3 separate regions of the Homo sapiens genome follow, and all the other regions are linked to region 2. Evidence: read pairs that join two places in POLR2A ChIA-PET (ENCODE). Cell type or tissue: Panc1. All regions are shown on one strand. Each heading gives the region's core, and the rest is flanking DNA. Links, peaks and the distances in the headings are about the cores only. Region 1 overlaps MAST2 (microtubule associated serine/threonine kinase 2). Region 2 overlaps LURAP1 (leucine rich adaptor protein 1). Region 3 overlaps IPP (intracisternal A particle-promoted polypeptide).

Region 1 (7,577 bases), core at 1,657-6,656, 390 kb before region 2:
GCCTTTTGTGGCGGCTGCTTTCACTTAGTCTAATGTCTTCAAGATTCATCCATGTTGCAGCATGTGTTCCTTTTTGTTGCCGAATAGTATTTTGTTGTATGTATATATCATGTTTTGTTTAGCTGTTCATCAGTTGATTCATTTCCTTCATTCTTCACCTTCATTTTCTAATGTTTATTGAGAGGATTTATCTGAGGGCTTATTTTTCCCATATATGTAGAAATCATGATCCTAATTAGTGATTACCAGGGCATGTTCTAAAAAGGATCATACAATCGTATCATTATATGTGCCTAGGGATGGAGGAGAACTTAGGTGGAATATTGTTCAAGATTAGTTCTTCTTCTTCTTAAAAAAAAATTACATAGAGTGAAAATCTGTTGTTAACAGTGGGTTGTTTCTGCCTTTTGGCTATTATAAGTAATATTGCTATGAACATTCATGTACAAATTTTAATGTAGATATATGTTTTCATTCCTCGTGGATATATATCTAGGAGAGAAGTTGCTGAGTCATATGATAACTGTATTTAATCATTTGAAGAACTTTGATTTCTCTACATCCTTGCTATCCTGGTGGGTGGGAAGTGATATCTTGTGTCTTTGATATGCATTTCTCTAGTGACTCATGATGTTGAGCATCTTTCATGTGCTTACCGGACATTTGTTTGTCTTCTTTGAAGAAGTGTCTATTTGGATTATTGGCCATTTTTAAAATTGAATGTTTCTTTTATTGTAAGTTTGTAAAATAATTGTTTCTTTAGACCTGAATCCAATTTCTTCTCTTTCCCAGGGAACTGCTTTTTGTTTTCTCTTGTGCTTTTTTTTTTTCCTGAGCTACTTATTTACCTACTGTAACTTCAAGCTAGCTCTTCTCTTCCCATTCTCCCGCCTAAAGATTTTCAGTTGAATATTTTATGTTAGGTGGCACATTTGCTAGTTGGTATTAAATACCTATTTCTGCTTTGACCACCCATACTGGAATAAACCTCAGTGTCTACCCTGCTTCTGGCTGTGACATTTCTGAAAAATCTTAACTAGAATGTATTCTCTTTGGAGTAACGGCCGTCTATAGTACATGGACCCAGCCTCCAAAGAACTTTTGGGTTAGCAGAACAGGATTCACATATAATAGGACAACTATTTAAAAATAATAAAACATCACATTTAAATAAATATTGTATTGATTTTTATTTAAATAGTAACAAAAGGGGGCAAGAATTATACTAGTTATAATTATTGGAATGATAACTGGTAGGAGGTTAGACTTGACCAGAGTCTGGAGAATAGATAAGCAAAAGCCTTAAAGTTGCAAATATTTCCATTTTGAGGCCATCTAGATGATGTTTTTATGAAGAGATTTTTGGACTCTTCATTTTCTGATGTCTATTGAGAGGATTTCTCAGAGGACTTATTTTCCCCATATATGTAGGAACCATGATCCTAATTAGTGGTTCCCAGGGCATGTTCTAAAACAGATCGTAGAATCATATTATTTATTATATGTTCTTAGGGATGGAGTAAAACTTAGATAGCGTCTTGTTCAAGATTAGTTATTATTTGTATTCTTAAAATATATATACAGTTAAAATCTGTTGTTAAAAGTGGCATAGGAGAAAGACCCCTGCATTAGAAATCAGAAGACCAAGCTCTGATGCTGCTATGTGAATCTGAATAAACATACTGGAGCCTATGTTCTTCTCATCTGTAAAATGAGGTCAGTTCCTGCTTTGCTTTCTCCTGAGTATGTTAACTAGTATCTGCAGTTTTGATCTTTGCCTTCTGTATCTCTGATGTAAATCCACTTGGCTGTATCACCATTCTAAGACTCACCCTACCTGTCTACTGTCTTTCCATCCGCCCAAGCCAGTTCTTCCTTGTTCATTCCCTGTCTTTTTTTTTTTCCATAATTGAAATTTTATTGGTAGTGTTGAGGATCAGTACACAGACATTTCCATTTGTACACAGTTCTTAACATATCTACTGGAAATCTAAAAAGCCATGTATTGTATTTGTTTTTTAAACAGTTATTCCAGTGACTTTCCAGCTTAAAATTTGGAGGCAAATTTTCCTTAGGAGGCCATCAAGTATCCTAAGGAAAATACCAGTATTGTCAAGTGTTACATACATCCTACCAATCTACCAGTTCACAAGTTAGTAGTATATATACTACATACTCAAATTTTCAATCTTTCGCATCACATTAACAAAGTTATCAGGAAAGTAAGACTACTTTGACTACAGATGTTACAGAGTGCACACAGTTCTGACAGGGAGAGCCATGATCAAGGAGTGATTTTCGTTAGAAAACAATTCTACTAAAAAACAGTGTGAGAATAGAAGTAATCTAAAATGTTCAAGTCATGATTACCAATAACCATTCTAACATGATACTGTGATTATAGCAAACTGCTATAATCTTAAACTGAATTGGGAATATTTCTAACCAGAACAAAAGATGTGATATTCTGTTGAACATTTTATCATCAGTTCTCATGTTGAATATGATGTCATTTTGGGTGCCATATTATTATTGAATTTTGTTGAGATGAGATTTTCAGATAACATAAAATTAACCATTTTAAAGTGTACATTTTAGTGGCATTTCATGCATTCACAATGTGTGCAGCCATCACCTTTATCAAGTTTTAAGACATGTTCACCACCATCCCCTGCAAAAAAAATCCTCTACCCATTAAACAGTCATTATTCATTCCACCCTCATTCTAGCTAGGGCAACCACTAATCTGCTTTTTGTCTCTGTGGATTTACCTATTCTAATATTTCATATAAATGGAATCATAAAATATGTGCCCTTTTGTGCCTGGCTTTTTTCACTTAGCCCAATGCTTTCAAGATTTTTCTGCATTATAGCATGTATCAATACTTTATTCCTTTTTTATGGCTGAATAAGATTCTGTTGTATGGGTAAACCACACTTTTATCCGTTTGTCTGCTGATAGACATTTGAGTTGTTTCCACCTTTTAGCCATTGTGAATAGTACTGCTGTATTTGTGTACATGAATTTGTTTTGAATACTTGTTTTCTGTATTTTGGGTATGTACCTAAGAGTAGATTTGTTGGATGATACAGTAATTCTTTGTTTAACTTTTTGAAGAACTACCACACTTTTGGTTTGCTACACCATTTTATATTCTTCCCAGAAATATATGAGGGTTCCAGTTTCACTGCATCCTTGCCAGTACTTTTCTGTGTTTTTGATTATAGCCATCATAGTGGGTGTCAAGTGGTGTCTTATTGTGGCTTTGATTAGTATTATATTTTAATAATATTTTAGAACTGTCTGTTGAGGTCACATGGAGTATGCTGTTAAAGGAAATAACAAAACTCCAAGACTTTTCTTAGAACCTAGAACCTTTTCTCATCATTAAAAAGATTCTTATTTTAATTTATATTATTTTAGTTGAAAAGTAATCCCATCATTCTTAATTTATTTTTCCTTAATTTTCACGAGTTCAAAGAGGAAAAACCCATAGACGTTTGTTTTACCTACTTCAGTATTATAAAGAGATTCCAAATTCAGCACTTCCCCTTTCAGTATTACCTTTCTGCTGCTGTAGTTTTGCATTTTCTACTGTGAAAGGTGGAGATATCTATATCTATATGTCAGTTGGCTTTATTGAGGTATAATTTACATAGAATAAAATTCACCCGTTTTAAGTGTTCAGTTTGATGACTTTTGGCAGATGTATACAGTTGTGTCACCACCACCACAATTATGATATAGTTATATAAGAATTATGGTATAGAACAGAACAGCATTCCCCAACCTTTTTGGCACCAGGGACGGGTTTCATGGAAGACAGTTTTTCCACAGATGGGTGGAGGGGGGATGGGAGGTGGTTTCAGGATGAAACTGTTCCACCTCAGATCATCAGGCATTAGCTAGATTCTCATGAGGAGCGTGCAACCTAGATCCCTCGTATGCGCAGTTCACAATAGGGTTCATGCCCCTACGAGAATCTAATGCTGTGCTGCTGATCTGACAGGAGACGGAGTTCAGGCGGTAATGCTCACCCTCATACAGCTCATCTCCTGCCATGTGGCCTGGTCCCTAACAGGCCATGGACCTGGTATAGAATATATAATGCTCACCCTCATACAGCTCATCTCCTGCCATGTGGCCTGGTCCCTAACAGGCCATGGACCTGGTATAGAATATATCTGCCACCCCAAGTTCGCTTGTGTCCCTTTGCTGTCTGTTCTCTCTCCCCAGGCCCAGCCTTTGGCAACTACTGATGTGCTTTTTGTCACTGTGGTTTTGCCTTTTCCAGAATTTCATAGGAATGGAATCATACAGTATATAGTCTTTTGTGTCTTTTTTCACTTAGCATAATCCTCCTGAGATTCATCCATGTTGTTTTGAGTATCAATAGTTTGTTCCTCTTTATTGCTGAAAAGTGTTCCATTGGCATGGGTATATAGACTTTTCCATTCCCTAGTTAATGACCATATGGGTTGTTTCCAGTTTTTGCCTGTTAGAGAGAGAGCTGCTGTGAAAGTTCATATAAGTTTTTTTGTTTTTGTTTTGGTGTGGAATATGCTTTATTTCTCTCGGGTAAATACCTAGGAATGAAACTGGTGGAATGTATATTTACCAGTGTAAATTTATCTTTATAAGAAACTGCCAACCTGTTTTCTAAAGTGGCTATACCATTTTTGCATTTCCACCAGCAGTTGCTCCACATCTTATCAGTACTAGGTATTATCATATATTTTTTTTTGAGATGGAGTTTCACTCTTGTTGCCCAGGCTAAAGTGCCGTGGCACAATCTCGGCTCATTGCAACTTCCACCTCCCGGGTTCAAGCCATTCTCCTCCCTCAGCCTCTCAAGTAGCTGAAATTACAGGCGCACGCCACCACGCCCAGCTGATTTTCGTATTTTTAGTAGAGGTGGGGTTTCGCCGTGTTGGTCAAGCTTGTCTCGAACTCCTGACCTCAGGGGATCCACCCGCCTCAGCCTCCCAAAGTGCTGGGATTACAGGTGTGAGCCACCGCACCCGGCTATCATTTTTTAAATTTTAGCCATACTAGTGGATGTGTGGGAGTTTCTCATTGTGGTTTTAATTTTAATTTGCATTTCTCTAATGACTAATGAGATTGAACATATTTTTATGTGCTTATTTGCCAATTATATATATTCTTTTTTTTTTTTTTTTTTTTTTGAGATGGAGTCTCGGTCTGTTGCCCACGCTGGAGCGCAGTGGCATGATCTTGGCTCACTGCAACCTCCGCCTCCTGGGTTCAAGCACTTCTTTTGCCTTACCCTCCTGAGTAGCTGGGATTACAGGCATGCACCACCATGCCTGGCTAATTTTCTCTGTATTTTTAATAGAGACGGGGTTTTGCCATGTTGGCCAGGCTCTTCTTGAACTCCTGACCTCAGGTGATCCACCCGCCTAGGCTTTCCAAAGTGCTGGGATTACAGGTGTCAGCCAATGCGCCCAGTCAGCTATTTTTATATATATACATTCTATGATCAAATGTCTGTTCAAAACTTTTGTCTATTTAAAAAAAAATTTTTTTTGTCTTATTGAGTTTCAGGAATCTTCGTATATTCTGAATACAAGTTATATATCAAATATATGCCTTCTAAACATATTCTCCCTGTCTGTGACTTACATTTTCATTTTCTTATCAGTTTTACACAAATATTTATATACGAAAAATGTGGAAATCAGTTGTATCCCTCTATACTAACAATGAGTAATTAGAAATCAAAACTTAAAAATCAGGACTGTTTGCAATAGTTTAAAATATGAACTACTTGAAGATAAATTCCAGAAACCATTTTGGAAGACCAGTACATTGAAAACTACAAAACATTACTGAGACAAATTAAAGAAGACCTAAATGAATGGAGAGATACAACATTTTTGTGTATTGGAAGACTCATATCTTTTCTTTTTTTTTTCCTTTGAGACAGGGTCTCACTCTGTCATCCAGGCTGGAGTATAGGGGTGTGATCTTGGCTCACTGCGACCTCCGCCTCCTGGGCTCCAGTGATCCTCCCATGTCAGCCTCCCAAGTGGCTGGGACTACAGGCACCATCACAAATTTTTTTTTTTTTTTTTGAGACGGAGTCTCGCTCTGTTTGCCAGGCTAGAGTGCAATGGCATGGTCTCAGCTCACTGCGACCTCCGCCTCCCGGGTTCAAGTGATTCTGCTGCCTCAGCCTCCCCAGTAGCTGGGATTACAGGTGCCTGCCACCATGCCTGGCTAGTTTTTGGTATTTTTAGTAGGGATGGGGTTTCACCATGTTGGCCAGGCTGGTCTCAAACTCCTGACCTCGTGATCTGCCCGCCTCAGCCTCCCAAAGTGCTGAGATCACAGGCGTGAGCCACCACGCCCAGCAACATCTGGCTGATTTTTGTATTTTTTGTAGAGATGGGGTTTCGCCATGTTGCCCAGGCTGGTCTTGGACTCCTGTACTCAAGCAATCCTCCTGCCCTGGCCTCCCGAAATGCTGGCTTACAGGCATGAACCACCTGGTGCCCAGTCTAGGAAGACTCATATCATGAAGATGTAAATTTTCTCCATTAAGCTATAGATTTAATGCAGTCCCGATCAAAACCCAGGTAGTATTTTTCAGAAAATATCAAGCTGATTTCAAATGTGTATTGAAATGTAAAGGACCTAGAATAACCAAAACAATATTAAAAAGAAGACCAAAGTTAGAGGAATCAAACTTATTTTATGACTTTGTATAAAGGAACAGTAATCGGGTCAGTGTGATTATTGGTATAAGGATAGATATATAGATCACTGGAACCAAATAGACAAATTTGCCAAGGCAATTTAATGGGGGAAAAGGTAGTCTTCATAACAAATGGTGTTGAAACAATTCACACAAAAATATCAACCTCTATACTTACCTCATGCTGTACAAAAATTAACTTGAAGTGGGTAATTGAACAAATGTAAGAGCTTAAATCATAAAATGTGTAGAGGAAAACGAGAAAATTTTTGTGATTTTAGGTGGGGCAAAGGTTTCTTGGAGTAAAAAAAGCTTAACCTATAAAAGGAAAAAAATTGGCTTTTATCAGAAAGAAAAATTTTTGCTCTTCAGTATTTATTTTTAATGGAATGAAGACAAATTGAAGTGTATCTACAAGGGGGTGGAATGATGAGTAAAACTTGTGTTAAAGAGTTATTAACAGATTTTGTTGTCTGTTTGGATTTTAATACATATCACTACCTTCTACCTTTGGAGGTAGAAATCTAGAAGTCATAATGAATGTTCTTTGCATGCAACTCCTGTGGGTTTACCCGTTAATTTATACTTTTTTCATTTCTACTCAAGAAAATATATTTGAATGAAATCATTGTGAATGCCTTCTACTTTACAAAAGTAAATACAAACTCAGGCTGTACACCTGTGTTCCACATCCTACTCCTGCCACTTAGTAATCATATGACCCTCTACAAGTCACTGAACCTCTTTAAGCCTCTGTTTTCTCATCTTTAAAATCAAAATAATATTAAGACTTCGCTCATGCAGTTTTTAGGATGAAATGAGACAATCCATTTAAAATAGCATAGTGCCAGATTTATA
Region 2 (7,148 bases), core at 111-5,110:
GTCTTATGCTGTTACCCAAGATAGAGAGCAGTGGCATGATCACAGCTCACTGCAGCCTTGACCTCCTGGGCTCAAGCGATCCTCCTATTTCAGCCTCCCCCATAGTTAGGACCACAGGCATGCACCACCATGCCCAGCTAATTGTTTATTTATTTATTTTTTTTTTGTAGAGATAGGGTTTCCCTGTGTTGCCCAGGCTGGTCTCAAACTCCTGGGCTCAAGGGATCCTCCCGCCTCAGCCTCCCAAAGTGCTGGGATTATGCCCAGCCCCTAGAGATACTTCTATAGAGATATTGACTCTAAAGGATTGACCTATGGCTTTTGGTATTTAGTATCTCTCACTACTCCCCCCAGCTAAGTAAGGATTTAAGGAATTTAGGACTCCCTGGAGTTAACAGATGAAGAGATGGGGGCATAATTACTTCACCCAAAGTCTAGAAGCCTTGGCCTCTCTCTTGGCCAAGATGGAGGATTGAGGAGGGACATGGACCTTCAGGACTAACCCTCTATGGATTGGCCCTCCCAGAAGCGTTTGGGCTGGTAGACCCACCCCTTCCTACCTGCTGAGTGATGTCATTTCCTGCCAGGATGGGTAGCCCTTTGTACGGGTCCTTGGATGGTAGTAGGTCATATAGGGGCATCTGAGCCCCTGCTGCTAAGTGAGATCACATTATTTATCGTCCATACCATTACTTCTTGTGAACAGTAACATGTCACTCCTCCTGGCAGGAAAGTTTCTCATTGTCAGATGTTTGTGCTTCTTTTCAGGTCTTACTTTTTAAATAGAGTGTTCTCATTTTATCCTAGGGGATCTCACTTCCTCTGTGGCTCCATCCCTGCATCCCTGTCTGGGCCAGCACTCCTGACTGCTTTTAGGGAGAGAAGCTTTCAGGGGCCTCCATTTATTTCTCTCAAGTCTGTTTGGCTCACCCTGCCATGGTCCCCTGTCTTACCCTGTCCCTGTGTTGCCCCTATTCCTGTATTCCATTTTTTTGTTTTGTTTTGTTGTTTTTTTTGAGATAGGGTGACAGGGTCTCCCTCTGTTGCCCAGGCTGGAGTGCAGTAGTGCTCACTGCAGGCTCGACCTCCTGGACTCAAATGATCCTCCTTCCTCAGCCTCCCAAGGAGCTAAGACTACAGGCATGCATCACCATGCCTGGCTAATTTTTGTATTTTTTTCCAGAGACAGGGTTTCACCATGTTGCCTAGGGTGCACTTGAACTCCTGGGCTCAAGCAGTCCTTCCGCCTCAGCCTCTTAAATTACTGAGATTACAGGCATGAGCTGCTGTGTCTGGCCCTATTCCTGTATTCTGACTCCATATCTCCCTTCCAGGAGGTTCAGCTTCTGTGTGTCCATGCCTTTTCAGTTTCTCCAGGCCTTTTATATGCAAATGAGTCCTGGCCTCCTCTGCCCTTTGTTGATGGGAGCCAGGGAGAGAGAACCTCAAGGTCTCAGAGCTCTGGGGGTGTACCAGAATCTTGGATAGGGGAGGTGTCATCCTTTCTGACTTTGTGACTGCCCTTCCCCCACCCTGTCCCCAGCCTTCCACCATTTGGTCACAAGGATGCCTGCCTGAGGTCGGGACACAAGGAATCTCCTTGTCTAGGCTGCAGCGTGGGGGCGTGGCAGGGAAAGACAGAAGCTCTTTGGTCCCGGGGCCCCATCCTGGAAAAGGAGAGGGAGCAAGGGAAAGGCCTGTTTACTTCCTCCCTTAGAGCAAGCCCTGACTCCCGGAAACTGAGGAGAGAGCAGAGCCTGGGTCTCTGAGCCTGGGTCCCAGAGCCCTGCCGAATTACAAATTATATCATAGAAGGAATTCAGGGAAGCTGCCAACCTGGGGCTCAGAGGGGACGGTCCCAGAGATGGGGACAAGAGCTGTGGCTGGTGTCAGAGAATGAATTCTTAGAGATTAACCCTTTGAACTCTGGGGTAACTGCTCCATATGTTAGTCCCTGCCTTTCCTGGGCCTTGAAACTGGGATACTAGAAGGAAAAAGATGGAAAAGGATGTCAGATGACTTTGGCTGTTCACTGCATCCTCCTGCAAAAGAGGCGTCCTCCTCAAATCCTGGAATAACTCGTGCCATTTCTCTATTTTGTATTCTGTGTTGGGGAAGGGAAGGAAGCCAAATTGATCATCTCTGCTTCCCTAAATTCCTCAAGTCTCATTTTGAAACTCCCACCCCGGTCCTTCTGGAGCAATATTCAGTCCATGGCTTGTCCCTAAACACCCTCTCTTCCCCTCCCACCCCCTCAAATGATTGAAATGTCCAAAGTATATTCTCAGCTTCTTCCACTGCTCACAAGACCTCTCCATACCACTCCTATGGTCTTGGGACTCCTGACTTCCCCTCAGACTGGGAATTTGAATCTCCTATTCCAGTCCCTACTCTGTAGTCATTTTGTAGTGTGCCCTCGGTTAATTACCCTTCCTGTTTTTTTTTGTTTGTTTGTTTTGTTTTGTGTTTTGTTTTGTTTTTGAGATGGAGTCTCGCTCTGTCATCCACGCTGGAGTGCAGTGACGCGATCTCGGCTCACTGCAACCTCTGCCTTCCGGGTTCAAGCGATTCTCCTGTCTCAGCCTCCTAAATGGCTGGTATTACAGACGTGCACCACCATGCCTGGCTAATTTTTGTATTTTTAGTAGAGACGAGGTTTTGCCATGTTGACCAGGTTGGTCTTGAACTCCTGACCTCAAGTGATCCGCCCATCTCAGCCTTCCAAAGTGCTGGGATTACAGGTGTGAGCCACCTGCCTGGCCTGTTGTTTTATTTTTAAGACAGGGTCTCACTCTGTCGCCCAGGCGGGAGCGCAGTGGTGCGATCTCGGGTCACTGCAGCCTCTGCCTACTGGGCTGAAGTGATCCTCCTCAGCCTCCTAAGTAGCTGCGACTACAGGCACGCATCACCATGCCCGGGTTACTTTTTGTATTTTTTCTAGAGACAGGGTTTTGTCATGTTGCCTAGGCTGGTCTCAAACTCCTGGGCTCAAACAATCCTCCCACCTCAGCGTCCCAAAGTGCTGAGATTACAGGCCTGAGCCACCATGCCCAGCCTTTATTTCTTTTTTTTTTCTCTTCAGCAACATTGTTCATGGAATTATACCCTTCTTGGAAGACACTGTATAGTATTCTTATTTGAGGTTCACTTGTTCAGTCTACACACTTATGAGCTGAAGAGGTTGCCCGCCCTCTTGTGGCCATTATGCACCACTGCTGGAGTTGCTGTGTGGAACCTCCAAGCTCAAATAAAACATGGCCTTCTAAAGACCAGCCCCCGTCAGTGCGCAGAAAGGCTAGTGAGTCAGACCTAAAGAGGGCATAGACTTGCCCAGCATCACCCATTGTAAAGTTGTGGCGACGTCCAGGTCAGAAAACCCAGATCACAAGCCCACATGCCCACAGCTCCATCACCTGGCCAGTCAACACCACTGAAGCCCAAAGGGACTGAAAGCAATTTTGCCCCTGTTACAATGTTTGCGTTCTCACCTCTTCCTAAAGAGGCAGCTTAGTCTTTAGAGGAAGAGCTGCAGGAAAGAAAACCCTGGGCCTGGACTGGATGAAGGGGTGAAGGATGCACTAGTCTGGATCACAGATAGGAGGAAAAATCAATCCTGGACCCACCATTTTTCTGGGAAGGAGGGCTAGTAGCTCCAGACATCATAGGAACAGAGCTCAGCATTTCAGACCTGGAGGTTAGAAGCAGAGGTGGGGGTGGGGAGCTGTGAAATTAGGAAACTTAGATGGGTCTTGCAGAAGTAGGTGTGGCTCCACAGGTCAGGGAATTACGGGTCAATTGGATAGCACCTGAGAGTGTTGTGGGGCTGGAAAGCTGGGGTGAGTGAGGCTGCCTGGGTATTCCGCTTAGGTCTAGGCATCCTGGCTGAATACCTTAGATTTCAGTTCACCACCAGAGAAGCCCGGAAACTCCAGTAAACACATATCTTTGGTCCCTTCTACCTGCCTCTAACTTGGCTGGTTGAGGCTCAGCTTCTCTCTAACTAGACTTTTCTGGCTTATAGGGTACAGCTGTTTGGGAGCTCAAAGAAGGAGAAGGTAAGAAAAAGGGCAGAAATGCAGAGAGAGGAGAGGATGGGATGAAAACGGGGTGTGGAAAATATCAGAGGGCGCATACTGCCCTCAAGTGCACTGGGGGCTTTTGTCCGGGGTCAGAGTAAAGACAAAGAAGAGGCTGCTCATGAAAGCTGCAGAAACAGTGCCTGGGGGGATAAGCGGGGGCGGTGCTGGCTGAGACAAGAGACCATGGGAGTGGGCATTGTAAAGACCTGCATTTATTTATTTTATTTATTTATTTATTTATTTTGAGACAGGGTCTCACTCTGTCGCCCAGACTGGAGCGCAGTGGCATGATCTCGGCTCACCGCAACCTCCGCCTACCAGGCTCGAGCGATTCTCCTGCCTCAGCCTCCTGAGTGGCTGGGACTACAGGCACACGCCACTACCACCCAGCTAATTTCTGTATTTCTAGTAGAGATGGGGTTTCACCATGTTGGCCAGGCTGGTCTCAAACTCCTAACCTCAAGTGATTCACTCGCCTCGGTCTCTCAAAGTGCTAGGATTACAGGCTTGAGCCACCATGCCCGGCTGAGGCCTGCATTTAGGATGGAGGCATTGAGGTTGAGCACTGAGCTAACTGGAAGCTCAGTGACAGCTTCAGTGAGAAATGCTTGAGAGTTGTAGCAGACACAAGCTCATTGTGTGTATGGTGCCAGGCACACACTGGGTGTTCCGTGACACCTGTTCAGTGAATGGAAGAATGAATATGTGTAAGCCCACAAGGAGATGTGACTGAAAAAAAAAGTTGCTAATTTACAAATTAGATAATTGAAAATATTTTTAAATTTACTTTTTAGCAATCCTATAAACAGTGCATTGTTAACAATAGTCTTACTTATAAATTTGCTCAAGGTCAGTTAAGTAACAAATGAGCTGTAATAACCCAGATCAACCTGACTGCAGGGGCTTCCAGGAAGCCTCCTCTGATTCCCTACCCATGCCATACACTCACTTAGACCCTACTCTCCTAGGAGAACAGATTAGTGCTGCCCAGAAGCTGGGGCAGGACATTAGTTTCCTATTGTCACTGTAATGAATTACCACAAAGTGGCTCAAAAAACAAAATTATTATGTTACAGTTCAGAAGTCCAAAATCAGCTTCACCAGGCTAAAGTCAAAGTGTTGACAGGTCTACACTCCTTCCGTGGGCTCCAGGGAAGAATGTTTCCTTGCTTTTTCCAGCTTCTAGATGCTGCTTGCAGTGCTTGATTCGTGGCTCTTTTCACCATCTTCAAAGCCAGCAGCAGAGCATCTTCTCTCCTCTCTAACCTCTGTTTCCATCCCTACATCTCTCTAATTCTACTGCCTCTCACTTGTAAGGATTACATTGGGTCTACTGGGATAATTCAGTATCATCTTCCCATTGGCAAGATCCTTAATTAAATCCTGCCTTCAAAGTCCCTTTTACCATTTAAGATAAAATGTTCACAGGTTAAGCAGCTGGTGAGTGTCTGTAGTCCCAGCTACTCAGGGGGCTGAGGCTGGAGGATCACTTGAGCCCAGGAGTTCAGGCCAGCCTGGGCAATATAGTAAGACTCTTCTCTTAAAAGAAAATTTATATTTATCCTCAGGTCCTGGGGATTAGGAATTGGACATCTTTGGGAGAGGGGCTTTTAGCCTGACACAGGCAGGGTGGAAAGTGGGCAGGAGGATGCACCCAGGCCCAGAATGAACCTCTGTGCTTTGTCCAGCCTCCCCTAGCCTGGAATGAGAGGTGGTACCAAGGCGGAGGTGGCAGGTCCAGACCCCATGTCTAGAGAATGTCAAATGCCTCCTGTACCATCACCACCAGGGAGAGCCAAAGATGAAGATCAGGCTTAGGAGAAAGCCTCAGTTTAGGAATCGTTTTAGACCTGAGACCTTCCTGGTAACCACAGTGGAGGATTCCTCAACACTGTCTCCTCTCCAGAACCATTCTGTGCTCCTATTCCCCAAGGCTGAAGATAATTATATTCCCAGTGAACTAACCTGGGTTCTCTCTGGAAAGGGCAGATTGATTAGTTGTCTTCTTTTTAAATTGTTATTTTTAATTATTTAATAGTTAAACCATGCTTCTCATAGCATAGTGAATTCCATCACCAGGCCCCTTTCTTATTTTATTTTCTTCTTTTTTAAAAAAATTTTAGACTGGGCACGGTGGCTCATGCCTGTAATCCCAGCACTTTGGGAGGCCGAGGAAGGTGGATCACCTGAGGTCGGGAGTTCGAGACCAGCCTGGCCAACATGGTGAAACCCCATCTCTACTAAAAATACAAAAATTATCTGGGCATGGTGGCGCATGCCTGTAGTCCCAGCTGCTCAGGAGGCTGAGGCAAGAGAATTGCTTGAACCCAGGAGGCAGAGGTTGCAGTGAACCGAGATCATGCCACTGCACTCCAGCCTGGGCGACAGAGCGAGACTCCGTGTCAAAAAAAAAAATTATTATTTTTTTAAGAGACTGGGTCTCACTGTCACCCAGGCTGGAGGACAGTGATGTGATCTTGGCTCACTGTAACTTTGACCTCCTGGGCTCAAGCAATGCTCCCACCTCAGCCTTCTGAGTAGGACTACAAGTGCACACGAGCATGTCCAGCTAATTAAAAAAAAATTTTTTTTAGAGATTGGGTCTTACTGTGTTGCTCAGCCTGGTCTTGAACTCCTGGCCTTGAGAAGTCTTCCTGCATCAGCCTCCCATAGTGCTGGGATTACAGGTGTGAGCCACTGTGCCTGGCCTCTTCTTTTGATCCCTCATCCCTATTCTCATTCCTCTCCCTGTGTCAGTATATGTTTGGATATGTATGTATCTTTGAAAATATATGTAATTATGTGCCTATGTGTTTTAATATATATAAATGGTATACTTTTATGGTAAGCCAACTTCTGTAATGAATTGCTCCCATATTTCAGTGATTTAACACCACAGATTTATTTTTAACTTATTCTACATGGCACGGGTGTTTCTGGTTGGACAGCTCTCCTCCACTGTCCACTCCAGCTCCCAGGCTTCTTTTATTTTCAGATGGTGATAGCCTCATCCCAGCATCATAAAGTTTCCGGTCAATTTTTCACCAAGTTGTTTTACTATCCGTTGAT
Region 3 (7,577 bases), core at 1,414-6,413, 510 kb before region 2:
GTGCAGTGGCTCACGCCTATAATCCTAGCACTTTGGGAGGCCGAGGTGGGTGGATCCCGAGGTCAGGAGATGGAGACCATCCCAGCCAACATGGTGAAACCCCATCTCTACTAAAATAGAAAAGAAAAAAAAAATTAGCCAGGCATGGTGGCGGGTGCTTGTAGTCCCAGCTACTCGGGAGGCTGAGGCAGGGAATTGCTTGAACCTGGGAGGCGGAGGTTGTAGTGAGCCAAGATCACGCCATTGCACTTCAGCCTGGCAACAGAGTGAAAACTCCGTCTCAAAACAAAAAACAAAAAAAACCAGACCACAACTATGTGCTGTCTAGAAGTGCAGTTTGTAAAGACACAGAAGTAGAAGGAAAGAAGAAGATAAAATATACCATGAAAACACTAATGAAAAGAAAGCTTAGAGGCTGGGTGCAATGGCTCACACCTGTAATCCTAGCACTTTGGGAGGCCAAGGTGGGCAGATCACTTGAGGTCAGGAGTTTGAGACCAGTCTGGCCAACACGGCAAAACCCCATCTCTACTAAAAATACAAAAAGTAGCTGGGTGTGGTGGCACATGCCTGTATTCCCAGCTACGTGGGTGGTTGAGGCACAAGAATCGCTTGAACCCAGGAGACAGAGGTTGCAGTGAGCTCTGATCATGCCACTGTACTCTAGCTTAGGCGTCAGAGTAAGACTCTGTCACAAAAAAAAAAAAAAAAGTAGACTTCAGTATAAAGAATATTACCAGAGATAAAAATCAAAGAATCCATTCATTAAGAAGACATAATAAACTTAATGGGTACGCATCTAATAATGGATCTTCAAAATATGTGAAGCTAAACCTGACAGAAATGAAAGGAGAAACAGACAAATCCATAATTATAGATGGACATTCCAACACTCCTTTTTTAAAAACTGACAGAACAATTGTGCAAGTAGGACAGACAAGGGAAGATCTGAATGACACTAAAAAACCAACTTGAGGCCAGGAGTGGTGGCTTACACCTGTAATTCCAGCACTTTGGAAGGCCGAGTCGGGTGGATTGCTTGAGGTCATGAGTTCGAGACCAGTCTGGCCAGCATGGTGAAACCCTGGCTCTACTAAAAAAATACAAAAATCAACCAGGCATGGTGGCGCGTGCCTGTAATCCCAGCTACTCGGGAGGCTGAGGCAGGAGAATCACTTGAACCTGGGAGGCCAAGTTTGCAGTGAGCTGAGCAGCCTGGTGACTGAGCAAGACGACGTCTAAAAAAAAAAAAAAAAGCAACCAACTTGACTTAATGGACATTAGAACACCACATTCAACAATAGCAGAATACAAATTCTTTTCAGATGTACATGACGTATTAATAAGACAGAAGCAATACAAAATATGTTTTCTGATTATAATAGAAATAAATTAGAAGTCAATAATAAAAGATTTATCTGGAAAATCCCCACATATTTTTAAATTAAATAATGTTGTTCTTACAACCCATTAGTCAAACAAGAAATTACCAGAAAAATTTAAAAAAGAAAAAAAAGGCCGGGCACGGTGGGCTCATGCCTGTAATCCCAGCACTTTGGGAGGCCGAGGCAGGAAGATCACGAGGTCAGGAGATCGAGACCATCCTGGCTAACATGGTGAAACCCTGTCTCTACTAAAAATACAACAAAAATTAGCCAGGCGTAGTGGCGGGCATCTGCAGTCCCAGCTACTGGAAGGCTGAGGCAGGAGAATGGCGTGAACCCAGGAGGCGGAGCTTGTAGTGAGCCCAGATCACACCACTGTACTCCAGCCTGGGTGACAGAGACTCTATCTCAAAAAAAAAAAGAAAAAAAAAAAAAATATATATATATATACACACCATCCGCCTTGGGCTCCCAAAGTGCTGGGTTTACAGGCATGTGCCACCACACCTGACCTAAAAAATATTTTAATATAAATGCCAACTAATTAAAAGGCAACATATCAAAATATGTGGGATGAAATTAAAGCAGTGCTTGAAGAGAATTTACAGTTTCTATTATAGAAAAAGGAAGGTCTAAAATCGATCATCTAAGCTTCCACTTTAAGAATCTAGAAAAAAAGAGCTGAGATTGTTGGGATTTGGGGAGCGCAGTGGCTCCGAAAGATCTGTAATGCCAGTGCTTTGGGATGCCAAGGCAGGAGAATCGCTTAAGACCAGGAGTTTGAGATCAGTCTGGGTTACATAGCGAGACCCTAACCATAGAAAAAAAAAAATTCAGCTGGGTGCAGTGGCTCATGCCTGTAATCCCAGCACTTTGGGAGGCTGAGGCGGGCGGATCACCTGAGGTAGGGAGTTCGAAACCAGCCTGACCAACATAGAGAAACCCCGTCTCCACTAAAAATATAAAACTAGCCAGGTATGGTGGCGCATGCCTGAAATCCCAGCTACTCAAGAGGTTGAGGCAGGAGAATTGCTTGAACCCAGGAGGCGGAGGTTGTGGTGAGGTGAGATGGTGCCACTGCACTCCAGCTTGGGCAACAAAAGAAAAACTCCGTCTCAAAAAAAAAAAATTACTCTTTTGAGAGAGGGTCTCTTGCTGTTACCGAGGCTGGAGCACAATGGCTTGATCACAGCTCACTGCAGCCTTGACCTCCTAGGCTCAAGTGATCCTCCCACCTCATCCCCCTGAGTAGCTAGAACCACAGGTGCATACCACCATGCCCAACTAATTTTGTTATTTATTATACAGTCTCACTATGCTGTTCACGCTGGTCTTGAACTCCTGGGCTCAAGCTATCCTCTCATCTTGGCTTCCCAAAGTGCTGGGATTACAGGCGTGGGCCACCACGCCTAGCAGTACAAAAAAAGTTTTTTTTTTAATTAACTTGGCAGGAGTTCAATGTTACAGTGAGCTATGATTATATCAGTGCACTCCAGCTGGGCAACAGAGCAAGACCCTGTCTCTTAAAAAATTAAAAAATAAATAAATAGTCTAGAAAAAGAAGAGCAAACTCAATCAAAAACAAATAGGAAAAATGGAAAAGTAAGAACAGAAATCAATAAAACAGAAAATTGACAATAGAAGAAAAGCAGTGACACCAAAAGTTTCTTCTTTGGAAAGAAAAAAGGGGAAAAAAATCCACGAATGATCAATATCATGAGTGAAAAAGAGTGCATCACCACAGATCTTACAGACATTAAAAGAATATCAGGATACTAAATATCTGAAATCATCCAACCTACCTCTTCAAAGGAATATTTTTCTACAGTATGAAGAGCATCTTGGGTCTCATTCCATCCTCCAACAGAATAGATGCAGTCATTGAGTGCAGCCACACCAAGATATGCTCTCCTGGTTCCCATTGGAGGAAGTGGAGACCAACGCTTAGAAAGTGGATCATAGACTTCAAAAGAACGAAGTTCTATTCCTTCATTGCTGATGCCCCCAATTACATAAATTAAACCTGGAAGTGGAATATTTTTGCTCAGATGCTACAGATAGTGAGATACAAATAATGATGAAAAGTAATGATTGTGATCTATGTTTCCAATGCCGATGCTATGTTTAATCTAGGGCTTACATTATTATTTAAGAGAGAAAATCAACTTTGTCAACTTTATCACCTCACTATTCAGCAAGTTGCAAAAAATTAGTGGAATTAATTTAAAATAGCATTGAGTTTTCAAATAACTTGAAATAATCTGTCAGCTAAGGATTTTCTATCTAATTGTCTGCTTGGTGATCTCAGGTTCCAGATCCACCCATAGATAAAACAGGAAAGGAACATGGATTTTTTTTTCCCTAAAAATGTCATGCACTTAAGCTGGGAATTACATGGCCCTCTTTAGTGACAGCCTATCTGTTGCTCAGATGGACATAAAGTAGGGAATTTAAATTTAAATAGTATATGGCTAAATTAAGATATCAGAATCAATTACTACAGTACACAGCTGGGTGTAGTGGTTCACAATCCCAGTACTTTGGGAGGACAGGGCAGGCGGATCACTTGAGCTTGAGACCAACCTGGGCAAAAAATACAAAATTAGCCAGGCATGGTGGTGTGTGCCTGCAGTCCCAGCTACTTAGGAGACTGAGGTGGGAGGATGGCTTGAGCGTGGGAGGCAGAGGTTACAGTGAGCCAAGATTGCACCACTGCACTCCAGCCTGGGCAACAGAGCCAGACCTTCTCTCAAAAAAAAAAAAAAAAAAAAATTACTACGGTAAAATATAATGTAATTTACATAAAATTTCCTTATAAACTCTGGCAATCTACAATTATTTTTGAATCTCTAGTGTTGTACTTCATCTTCTAAAGTGAGGAGTTACAAAGAATTATATTTTAAGAAATGTGGGCTAGGCCGGGCGCGGTGGCTCACGCCTGTAATCCCAGCACTTTAGGGGGCCAAGGTGGGCAGATGACGAGGTCAGGAGATTGTGATCATCCTGGCTAACACGGTGAAACCCCATCTCTACTAAAAATACAAAAAATTTGCCAGGTGTGGTGGTGGGCGCCTGTAGTCCCAGCTACTCAGGAGGCTGAGGCAGGAGAATGGTGTGAACCCGGGAGGCAGAGCTTGCACTGAGCCAAGATTGCACCACTGCACTCCAGCCTGGGCGACAGAGCGAGACTCCATCTCAAAAAAAAAAAAAGAAATGTGGGCTAAATATTAGTATAGTAAACTTGGGTTTTAGTTCCAGCCTTGCCAGTAACCAGCTATGAGAAAAGATAACTCACAACCTTCCTGATCTTCAGCTTCCTCATCTATAACTTAAAGAAGTTGACATAGATAAGTTCAAAGATCCCTTTCTAGCTAGCTCTATGATTTCAGATGGGATGATAAAAATAATAAATATAAAACAACTAGGAGACAATATCATATTAAACAGTAAGATATAGTCTGCACTGCATAATTTGCTAATGGAAATCAGAGAAGGTAACCACAGAGCAGAAAGAACTTTAGCAGGTTAGGCTGTCATACAACAATGGGAAAGTTGCTTTCTTCTCCACAGGTGCATAAAAATCAGCTCTCCAATCCTACACAGAGAATTAGGTTCTAGTTAAAACAGCTTACTACCTACCTCTCAAGAGTATAGTAGACAATTAAAATAATGTTTGTATACCACTTTAATATGCAACATAGAATCCTTTAAATCTGTCACAGGATTATATGTTATGTGAGCGGCATCACAATGTACTTTGTAGAAAAAAAACGCTAAAGAAGCCTATAGACCATGAAAATAATTTATTTTTATTTATTTTTTGAGATAGAGTCTCACTGTTACCCAGGCTGCAGTGCAGTGGCACCATCTCGCTCACTGCAACCTCTGCCTCCTGGGTTCAAGCAATTATCCTGCCTCAGCCTCCCTAGTAGTTGGGATTACAGGTGTGTAGTAACATGCCCAGCTAATTTTTGTATTTTTAGTAGAAATGAGGTTTCACCACGTTGGCCAGGATGGTCTCGAACTCCTAACCTCAGGTGATCCTCCTGCCTCAGCCTCCCAAAGTGCTGGGATTACAGGCATGAGCCACCACACCCAAAAACTGTTTCTGATACTCTCTCCCTACTTAGAAATATTTACTTAGATGTTCATGGGAGAGAAAAGACAATAACAGATAACACTTCAAATGTTTATTGTGCTAGTCAGATATTCCTGCTTACTTACAATTTTTAATTCTAGCCTTGTTTATTTCTGAAAAAATCAAATCAATTATTTTAGCAATACAGAAATAAAAGTCAATGATAGGAGGTAAAAAGCAGAACTTCTATGCTGCTAGTATCAGTCATTCAATACTAACAGACTTAAAATATACTTTTGTGAAAATAAGGCCTCAAACTCAAACAGTTTTTCAGAACTACATTTTGAGGAAAAATATTTTATAAAGTGATTACCTTGCATTTCACAGCACCCAAAGTAGTAGCGTGACACAGCCATGTTACCAACTACTTCCCATTTATTTTCATCAGGATCAAATCGTTCAATGGTGTTCCCTATCTCAGCTCCAACCCATCCACCTGTAATGAAATAGAAAAATGTTTGTTTCCGGGATAAAAGATTCTTATTTATGACAAAGACCTTAGAAAACATCTAAACCAAATACTTCATATTATAGATATCACATGAGCCAAAGAGGTTATCTGTTCCACGATCCCATGAAAAAGTTAGAATTTGACCATGAGTAGAACTCAGGTCCTTTGCATAACTGATGCTCTTTTGAGAAAAAAAAAAAAAAAAAAAAAAAGGAATTCAAGTCTTTTAACTCCCTATTTTTCACTAAAGACTAAAACAAAACAAAACAACAAAAGCCCCAAAACTTCAATATATTGCATGGAAAAGATGGTATTTTGCAAAACTACCTTTTGAAATTACTTCTGGCTATTTAGAATGTTTATCCTAATCAAGGCCAGCTCCAAACCTAATCAGAGTATACCGTGTATTTGGTGTAATTTCAGGAATTTCAAAAAGGCCCCTTATCCCCACAATAACATTTTCTTAACACTCTCCAATTCTTTTTTTTTTTGAGATGGAGTCTCACTGTGTCACCCAGGCTGGAGTGCAGTGGTGCAATCTCGGCTCAGGCTCAGTGCAAGCTCCACCTCCTGGGTTCATGCCATTCTCCTGCCTCAGCCTCCGGAGTAGCTGAGACTACAGGCGCCCACCACCACGCCCAGCTAATTTTGTTTGTATTTTTAGTAGAGACAGGGTTTCACCATGTTAGCCAAGTTGGTCTCGATCTCCTGACTTCATGATCCGCCCGCCTCAGCCTCCCAAAGTGCTGGGATTACAGGCGTAAGCCACCATGTCCAGCCAACACTCTCCAATTCTTAAAACTGAAAATATTATTTCCCACAATTAACTGAAAAATGCAGATACTTATGGAGGTAATAAAATATAATAGATTAAATTCACCTTAAGGTAACTGATATTTTTTCCACAATAGGTTTGGATGAGGGGAAGACACTGAGTTACAGTGAACTGAAGAAGGAGTGAGAAGGAGAAAATAGGGGAGGCTGAGAGCTACATCAACTTATAACTTTCCCTAGGAACAACCTTGATTGTAACATTTGTTACACAGATAATCAAAGTAGAATACCTTGCTCATAATCATTCACTACATATACAAGAATAAAAATAATATAGTACAGAACTTCCTTGTGATATATTTAATTTTTTGGTATGTGCTTTCTTATATTAGACATAATTAGGCCACTATGCAGGGTGGTAAAAATGTTATATGCTTAATTAAAATAATGAGATTTAACTACTCAGCTAAAGTACTTCACTGGATGTCTCATCTATATTTTATCTCCAGTAATACAATTTTGAGAATAAGAATTTAAAGAGCTGACAAGTGCATCTACAGCATACAGTAGCTCCAGAGATACCTGCAGAAGAATGTGTGTGACTAGCAGCTTGGTCAGCCAGCCAACTGGCCAGGCAGGCATCTACCATCTGCCCAAGAACTGATGCATCTGCCCAACAAGGCTCTGCCCTGCAGGTGCTCAGGTCCTCCTGTACCATCCCCCGCCTGAGTGCCTCCTTAGGATGGACAGCCCAGGAGCACCCCCTCCAATCCCTGACCAGCTGACCCCCACCTACACCTTCCCCTAAGACCTTGCCCAGCCTCCAGAG

The links. Peaks named below come from ENCODE experiments on the same cell type or tissue, not always from the same donor. Only the 100,000 strongest peaks of a DNase experiment are listed, where the experiment ranks them.
Region 1: POLR2A ChIA-PET joins it to region 2 with 21 read pairs; 2 of 35 experiments call an interaction of 5 or more read pairs at or near these places.
Region 3: POLR2A ChIA-PET joins it to region 2 with 18 read pairs; 3 of 35 experiments call an interaction of 5 or more read pairs at or near these places.

The regions. Positions count from the first base shown.
Region 1 is chr1:45,833,051-45,840,627 of GRCh38, forward strand. All of the region lies in intron 3 of MAST2 (microtubule associated serine/threonine kinase 2), which reads left to right. Among named protein-coding and RNA genes, the nearest start is that of MAST2, 33 kb to the left of the region's middle. RefSeq lists an enhancer at 5,777-6,278. In Panc1, for the core only: no CTCF peak of the experiment used is centred there; no DNase peak of the experiment used is centred there.
Region 2 is chr1:46,220,456-46,227,603 of GRCh38, forward strand. It overlaps LURAP1 (leucine rich adaptor protein 1), which reads left to right. Exons shown (of 2, transcript NM_001013615.3): 2 at 1-801. Among named protein-coding and RNA genes, the nearest start is that of LURAP1, 21 kb to the left of the region's middle. In Panc1, for the core only: a CTCF peak has its summit at 3,230 (motif pointing left); a DNase peak (open chromatin) is centred at 3,216; H3K27ac peaks cover 306 bases.
Region 3 is chr1:45,711,059-45,718,635 of GRCh38, forward strand. IPP (intracisternal A particle-promoted polypeptide) reads right to left here. Exons shown (of 9, transcript NM_005897.3): 7 at 5,837-5,959; 8 at 3,188-3,408. Among named protein-coding and RNA genes, the nearest start is that of TMEM69, 27 kb to the left of the region's middle. In Panc1, for the core only: no CTCF peak of the experiment used is centred there; no DNase peak of the experiment used is centred there.